Regions from separate parts of the Homo sapiens genome. Here region 2 is linked to region 1. The links are chromatin contacts, found by Hi-C or POLR2A ChIA-PET in ENCODE. All regions are on one chromosome and are shown on one strand. The core of a region is the stretch at or near the end of the contact, and the rest is flanking DNA. Distances in the headings are between cores, read along the strand shown. Region 1 holds the start of LINC01132 (long intergenic non-protein coding RNA 1132). Region 2 overlaps LOC124904555 (a long non-coding RNA gene).

Region 1 (3,136 bases), core at 502-3,001:
GGTTTTCTGAAAAGCATGTGTCCAGTCCATTGTTTTTAATCTCCCAGGGCTGGCGTGGGGGTGGAAGGAGCTGGAGGAAGAAACCATGCAAAAATCCATTTGGAAGCTGCAAATCAAAGCTAATAGCCTCTCCTGATCTGCTCACACACGGTGCCCAACCGGTGTTGTAGAGAGGAAGAGGAAAAGATTCCCCAGACATGAGGACAAGTGTAAGGCGAAGGGCTGGAAAGGGGAGGGGAGCTCGTGTCAAGAGGGAGCTGGAACTCAAGTGGGGAGAGGAAAGGCAGTGGGAGAGAAGAGAGCTCCTTCGTGGGCGGCCTCTGCGACATCTGCCCCAGGGGCCTAACGCCTCCCTCTGTGATGTCTCTGCACCCAGGCTCTGTTGCTGCTTCCTCAACCATTATTCTCATTTGGGAAGGGAAAGAGTGGTTTTATAAAACCGGTGTCCACGTGAAGGCAGCCATCCAGTTGGTGGAGAAATTTTCCCCACATAAATTAGATTACTCCAAGTCTAGATGGTTCCTAGCCCCTAGTCCTTCTCGCTGAAGACGGTACAAGGAGGGTGGCAAGGCAGAGGTCTGGAGGGAGAAGAGTAAAAAGCTCCTTGTTTGCGTTAAAACAAACAAACCCCAAGATATGCCAGTTGTTTCAGAAGGTGAATTCCTACTTCAGGTAGTCCTTAAGAGTCACCAGAAATCCAGGAGCGAAACTGCACTGAGATTCCATTAACTGTGAAAAAAAATAACAAAATAAACGGGCCACACAAAAAGAAGAAAACCGGCCTGCCCAACGAGGGCTGCGGAGTGCAGCCAGAGTCCCTTGTACCAGTAGATCATATTGTGTCCATTTAATAATAATAAGAAGGGGCACCCTCCGCGGAGGCTTCACCCAAGGAGTCCTGTCCCACCCGCAGGCTCGGGCGCCCGCCTGCAGACCTCGGACGCCGGCCAGCGTCTTGTCGTGCAAGGCCGTCCACAGCCAGCATGGCCTTAATGAGCCCATTTCAATTGAAATGAGATCAATACTACTCATTTTTCTCTTGCTGGCTCCCGAGTGATTCATGAATCTGAAAACTAGTTCATGAATCAGAGCAGGGTGGGGTGGAGGGGCTGGGGCGGAGGCAGGCAGGGGAACATTTGTGCAGTCGGCAAACCTCGATTCCTTTAATGAACCTAGCCATGAGTTGCATAACGCTGGCCTGCCTGCTAGTTTAAAACAGTCTTTTCGGAAGCAGCTTTCAGCTTGACTTATTCACCTATTTTCCTCCTGGAAAGGGGAAGAATGACACTGGGTACTGATTGTGTGTCTGTCTGTCTCAGGGAATACTTTTTTGCTCTTCGTGTGTGGAACCGTAGGGGCTTCCCTGGACAAGAACGTGTGTCCATGTGTGTGTGCATACATGTATAATGGTCTTTGTGTGCACATCCTCTGTGTGTGTGTGTGTGTGTGTGTGTGTGTGTGTGTGTGTATGAGTGAGCAATGTGTGACCGGCCTCGGGCCCTTTAAACCTGAACAGGAGCCAAGTTCATTTCTCAGCGGAGCTTCATAAGGAAGCACGAGCTGGGGCAGTTGGAAACCACATCCCTGTGAGTGCTGATTACAGCCTACTAAGGAAAATGAGATTTTTATCTCACAGGAATTCAGTTATAAAAATAAAATACAGCGTCTGGCTTGATTCAGCTAAATGTACAAGCACTAGGGTGTTTTTAATTTAACAGAGAAGCTGGACAAGAAGAATGACCTAAAACATTGCATTTAAAGAAAGTCAGAGGCGAGGGGGAGGCTACAGGAAGTGAGTGGGAGTAGAGATGTGTGTGTGAGAGAGAGAGAGAGAGAGAAATGGAGGGAGAGGGAGGGAGGAAGGGAGGAGGGAGGTGGAGAGAGAGAGAAAAAAACCACCCTGCTGGCAAATGAATGCAGCAGGGATGATGTCATTGGAACAGTTGGAGGAGAGAGGAGAAAAACAACTCGGAGCTGTGCTAATCCTGTTTGCTGCCCTGAAGGGAATGGAAGGCGGCCAAGGCAGGGAGTTCTGGGAAACCATATAAGGGTGCCAAACAAGCATTGCCGCCAACATTAGGAACTGACAGCTTTGTTCTTTGTAACTTGGCTGCCCGCCAGAGGCCTCATTTCAGCTCTGCGGCATGATTACCCTGGACGGCCGCCAGCCCCGCGCTGAGAGCTCCTTTTCTTCTCTCCGAGCTTTTTTTTTTTTTCCTCTTTCCCTCTGCCAAACATGCAGCAGTTACCATGGCAGTGGAAAGTAAAGTTTTAAAAAAACACAACAAAGTAGAGAGGCACGCCTTTATCCAGATGTGCCACATGAGCAGATAGAAAAGGCAGTTCACCTATTCATCGGGGCCTTTGACTGCAGAAGAAAACACTGGGGCACTGGCTGTCAAGTTCGGGAGGGAGGTGACTCCAGGATAAACAGAGCAGCGAGCAGCCCTGGCTGCAGACAGAGAGGGGCTGGCTCCCAGGCCCTATTTTCCTTCCCTCTCTCTCTCCCTTCCTGGGGCATTGTGGAGTGCGTAATGTGAAACGGAAAATGTCATGATTTCCACTGGGAACGTGTCCACGGTTTTGAGAAAGCTCCAGAAACTCAGGTCCATAAAGCACTGAGGGGAGGAGGAAGGGAGGGAGGAGAATGGGCGGTCACAGTGCCCTCTGGTCACCAAGGTGAACCCAGCGAGCAGGAGCCAGTACGTGGCTGTGGCCCAAGCCTCTGCCTGCTGCTGGAGCATGGCCAGGCCGTCGTCGTAGGGTTGCAGGCTGTTCGGGGGTCCTGGGTCCCACGGAGCCCTGGGACCTGAGGGACAGGGATGTTCCCTTTTCCCCCTTGGAGGTGTAGCCAGTAGTTTGGCTTTACAGGGGGACTCTGTGAAGAGTCCAGTTCCCTATTTTTAATCAGGTTCATTTTTCACCTGCTTAGAAAGTGGAACATCTCCTGAAAGGTGACAAGTCGTGATCAAAGGCAAGTCTCCAGGCAGAGAGTTGGCAGGTTTCCGAAGCAAAGGTTACTTAGAAGTGGAGGCTCCACTGCCAGCTTCCCCCCGCTGCAAAATCTGACACTCCTCACCCTCAGGGTTCAGCAAGATTCTCGGAAAGGCCTTTTCTGATTCTAGGAGGTGCTGCA
Region 2 (3,254 bases), core at 298-2,797, 51 kb before region 1:
TCCTCCCAGTATTTTTGTAACCTGTGTTCGGTGGTGCTAACTAATTCTAATGTGTAACATCAGTTTGCTTCTCCCCCTTGAAAGATAGCAACTGTCAATAATCATCACCGTGTCTCCCACTTGCAGAGCTCACTTAAACCGTCTAAAAACCCTTGATAGGGAGTGATATCAGCCTTTTCCCTCTGGACCAAGCTACCTAAGGAAAGCAGTATTGGTCTCATGCTAAGTCATTTGTTTTTGCTAAGAGTTTTATTGTTCCTTCACACGATAGTGATAACTGAGTTTTGGCTTCTAACTTATCTTTCCATGCCTTCTGAGTATTTGCACACTATATTTGGCATATTTCATGGTCTGTGCTTCTGTTCTTTATTTCGATTTTCAGTTTCCTCCTTCGCCCCTCCTTCTTTCCATGATTACCCAGCTGAGCTCCATGCAAACATGTCTTCTCTATTTATTCACATCACAATATCATTTTGACCCTCAGCTTTCCTATTTCATGTTTCAGAAATTTCCCCAAACAGTACTCCCTTGCCCTGGTGTAATTAGAGCTCCTATCTCTGAACCTCTAGAGTTACAACTTGCCCTGATCCACAGTTTCTTTCCTGCTTGTGAATTTCCTTTCCTCTAAGTAGTAAAATTAGTAACTCTTTGCATTTCTTAATTGTAGTTTCAACAGCTTGGATTCTTTTTGTAGGAAACTTGCTTACTCTTTGGAGCTCCTTTTCCACCACAACTAGGCCGTACAAAACCAAAGTTATTTTTAAGATGGAGTGGTCCTCAAAAATAGGCACCAACCAGTGCTTTTGTACATAAAGTCAATAACTTCTAGATATAGATTTTCTTTCTCTACCATACGCCCCTGCTCTATACAATTACCCAGTGATCAAAACAGAAACCTTAGCCAAACAAACGCATCCTATGGTGTGCAATGCTTTTCCTTTCTTATCCAATATACAAGGCTTTTTCACTCTGCCTAGTTCAACTCTTCATAAATATTAATCGGTCCCATTGATTCATCTTTCCATTTTACAGCCATTAATAGACACCTCTCTGGATGGACATCACATAGTTTATCCACTTTAACCAGGCTGATCGATTCTCTTTTCTGAAGAACGCTTGCTTTAGAGAAGTCAGGGAAACCAATTTCTCTTCTTGTTTTCTTTTACCAGTCTTCTGAAGAAGAGCCAAAGGTGAGAGGCGCTCTAACCCATGAGGCTTTTTTTTCCCCTTCCTTTCTGTCCTCACTCACAGCACCTCTTTCTTTGCCCCAAAGCGCTCCCGCCACATCTGTGCCCCAATACCACTTGTTACTTAGCATCCATGCTGGCTGGCTGCCGTGGCCACACTTACAGGTGGTGTGGGTGGGCACTGTTCTCGGTCCACACATCCTCCCCAAGAACCCTGTTGAATGGAGATGTGACAGGGCCAGGGGTCACTTAAAGATTGTTCACAGGCTGCTAACAGGCTGGGGGAACAGTGGGTCCAAGTCAGAGCTGCTCTTGCCGTGGGTGATGGCTGGTCTTCTTTGGTTAAGCTGACCCAGCACTGCTCAGCCAAGTCTCTCATGGTCAAGTGTTATTTCTTCCAGGTAGTGGCCCAAACAAACATTCTTGGAAGGCCACTTTCCTTTGTTAACTTTATTAACAGATAAGTCTCTAGTACGAAAGAGTTCTGGGGCCACCTGAGGCATAGGGACAGTTTCTGTGCTGCTTGAGAATAATCCCTTTGGGAGATCATTCGCTTAGCGGCCAGAGACTTGTGTGAGCCTGAGAGGTAATTAGGTTATAGGTGCCGAGCAGATCCACTTGTACCAGCTGTTCTGGAAGAGAAAGCAGATGTGTGAATGGAAGAAAGAGATGCATTCGAGGTTACAGAATGAAGGTCAGCGGGAAAGATGAGAATTCAGGATTCTCACTGATAGTTAGAGGTTTGTTGGTTTTTAATTCCCAGAAGAATCATGAAGAATGGATAGTAATAATAATACTTGACCCATGCACACTCTTTTATATACTAGACACTGTTCTAGTGGTTTAAATGTATTCACTTATTTGATCTTCATACCACCCATAAAAGTCCCCATTTAATAGATGAGGGAAAAGGACACCCACAAGTTCAGTAAGGTGGCCAGGGTCACACAGGGAGAAGGATGTAGGACCAGGACTCAAACCCTGGCAGTCGGGACCCATAGCCTTAACTGTGTGTGTGCGCACGTGTGTGTGAGAGAAAGAGACAGTGGGGTATGTTTCAAAGACAGACATGGAGGTGGTGCTATGCATATGGTTCATATGAGTCCCCTCCAAAGACTATTTCCAGACTAAATAGTGGCTCCAAAAGCTGACATTTACTGAGCGCCTATTAAATCTTCTCGAATTCTTACAATAATTCAGCAAGAATTTTCAGTTTTGAGGTGAGAAAACAGAGATTCAGAGAAGCGAAGCGAATTGGCCAAGATTACCCAGATAGTAAGGCAGATGGCGGACCAAGACTTGAGTCCAGAGGCCAAGCTCTTTGTGGCCCACCTTGTCTGGAGAGGGCCCCCTCACCTTGTCAAGTGTATGAGTCAATCAGACTATGAAGTAGCTCACAGAACTCTTTCATAAATTTGTTTGCATTTTCATTACACATATTATCCAAAAGAATCTTGTATCCTATGTCATCTGGCTGATAAATTTCTGATCTCACTCTATGGATCACTGGAAGAAGAGAATGGACTCCTCCTTGCTGATCATTTTTATGTGGAATATCAAACCAATGTTGTGGATTCATTGACATGCATATACTTCAGAACTAAAGAGAGAGCACAGTGATAGTCCCTGAATGCTTGCCCTAAGGAAGGAGCTTCCCCAAAATACAAGGCAAGAAGATGCTACACGGGTCTTTCCACTCCACAATTTCACTTAGGATCTGATTGTTTTTGCATTTTCCCTTTCGAAGAATTTTGTAACTAGCCAGAAGGTAAGAATGTCACCTCCGTCCTAATCTGGACATGAGCTAGGATCTAAACTTAATGGGCAAACTCATGTGTGGCTTCGGGCAGCATCATTTTGCATGGGGTTTTGTCTGAAGGTGGATGAAGATGCAGGTAGCTGAGGGGGACACTAACATGGGGAGGCCAGTGTGGTGTCTGTTTGAAACTGGTCTGTAGCCCAGCATGGTCCCCAGGCCAGAGGATCTGCAGGCAAGACTGTAGGTGCTGATTTATGAGGGGCTCCGGGAGAAGGGGCCAGGAGCAGTTCTGCTTTGGAGGAGTTGCA

The links. Hi-C counts contacts between places; a loop is a spot of excess contacts on that map. ChIA-PET counts read pairs that join two places held with the same protein, here RNA polymerase II (POLR2A). Pooled maps may share reads with other maps.
Region 2: a loop to region 1 is called in a map of dorsolateral prefrontal cortex, with 3 times the contacts of the local background. The contact joins the enhancer-like site here to the promoter of LINC01132 in region 1. A Hi-C loop is called at or near these places in 21 of 168 maps with a recorded cell type or tissue (CD14-positive monocyte, CD8-positive, alpha-beta T cell, Caco-2 and 16 more), 2 of 37 single-sample maps with no recorded cell type and 28 of 50 pooled maps. POLR2A ChIA-PET finds 5 or more read pairs at or near these places in 10 of 52 experiments (GM12878, HepG2, K562 and 7 more).

The regions. Positions count from the first base shown.
Region 1 is chr1:234,722,291-234,725,426 of GRCh38, forward strand. It overlaps LINC01132 (long intergenic non-protein coding RNA 1132), which reads left to right and starts at 1,752. Exons shown (of 3, transcript NR_038856.1): 1 at 1,752-1,792; 2 at 2,933-3,136. RefSeq lists enhancers at 969-1,531, 2,096-2,658, 2,659-3,136.
Region 2 is chr1:234,671,172-234,674,425 of GRCh38, forward strand. It overlaps LOC124904555 (a long non-coding RNA gene), which reads right to left. Exons shown (of 2, transcript XR_007066952.1): 2 at 231-1,819. Among named protein-coding and RNA genes, the nearest start is that of LINC00184, 43 kb to the left of the region's middle. Within about 2 kb of position 1,548, at least 3 of the 41 ENCODE cell types and tissues checked have a DNase peak (open chromatin) inside an H3K27ac peak, as active enhancers do; they include GM12878, where a contact is called at or near this core.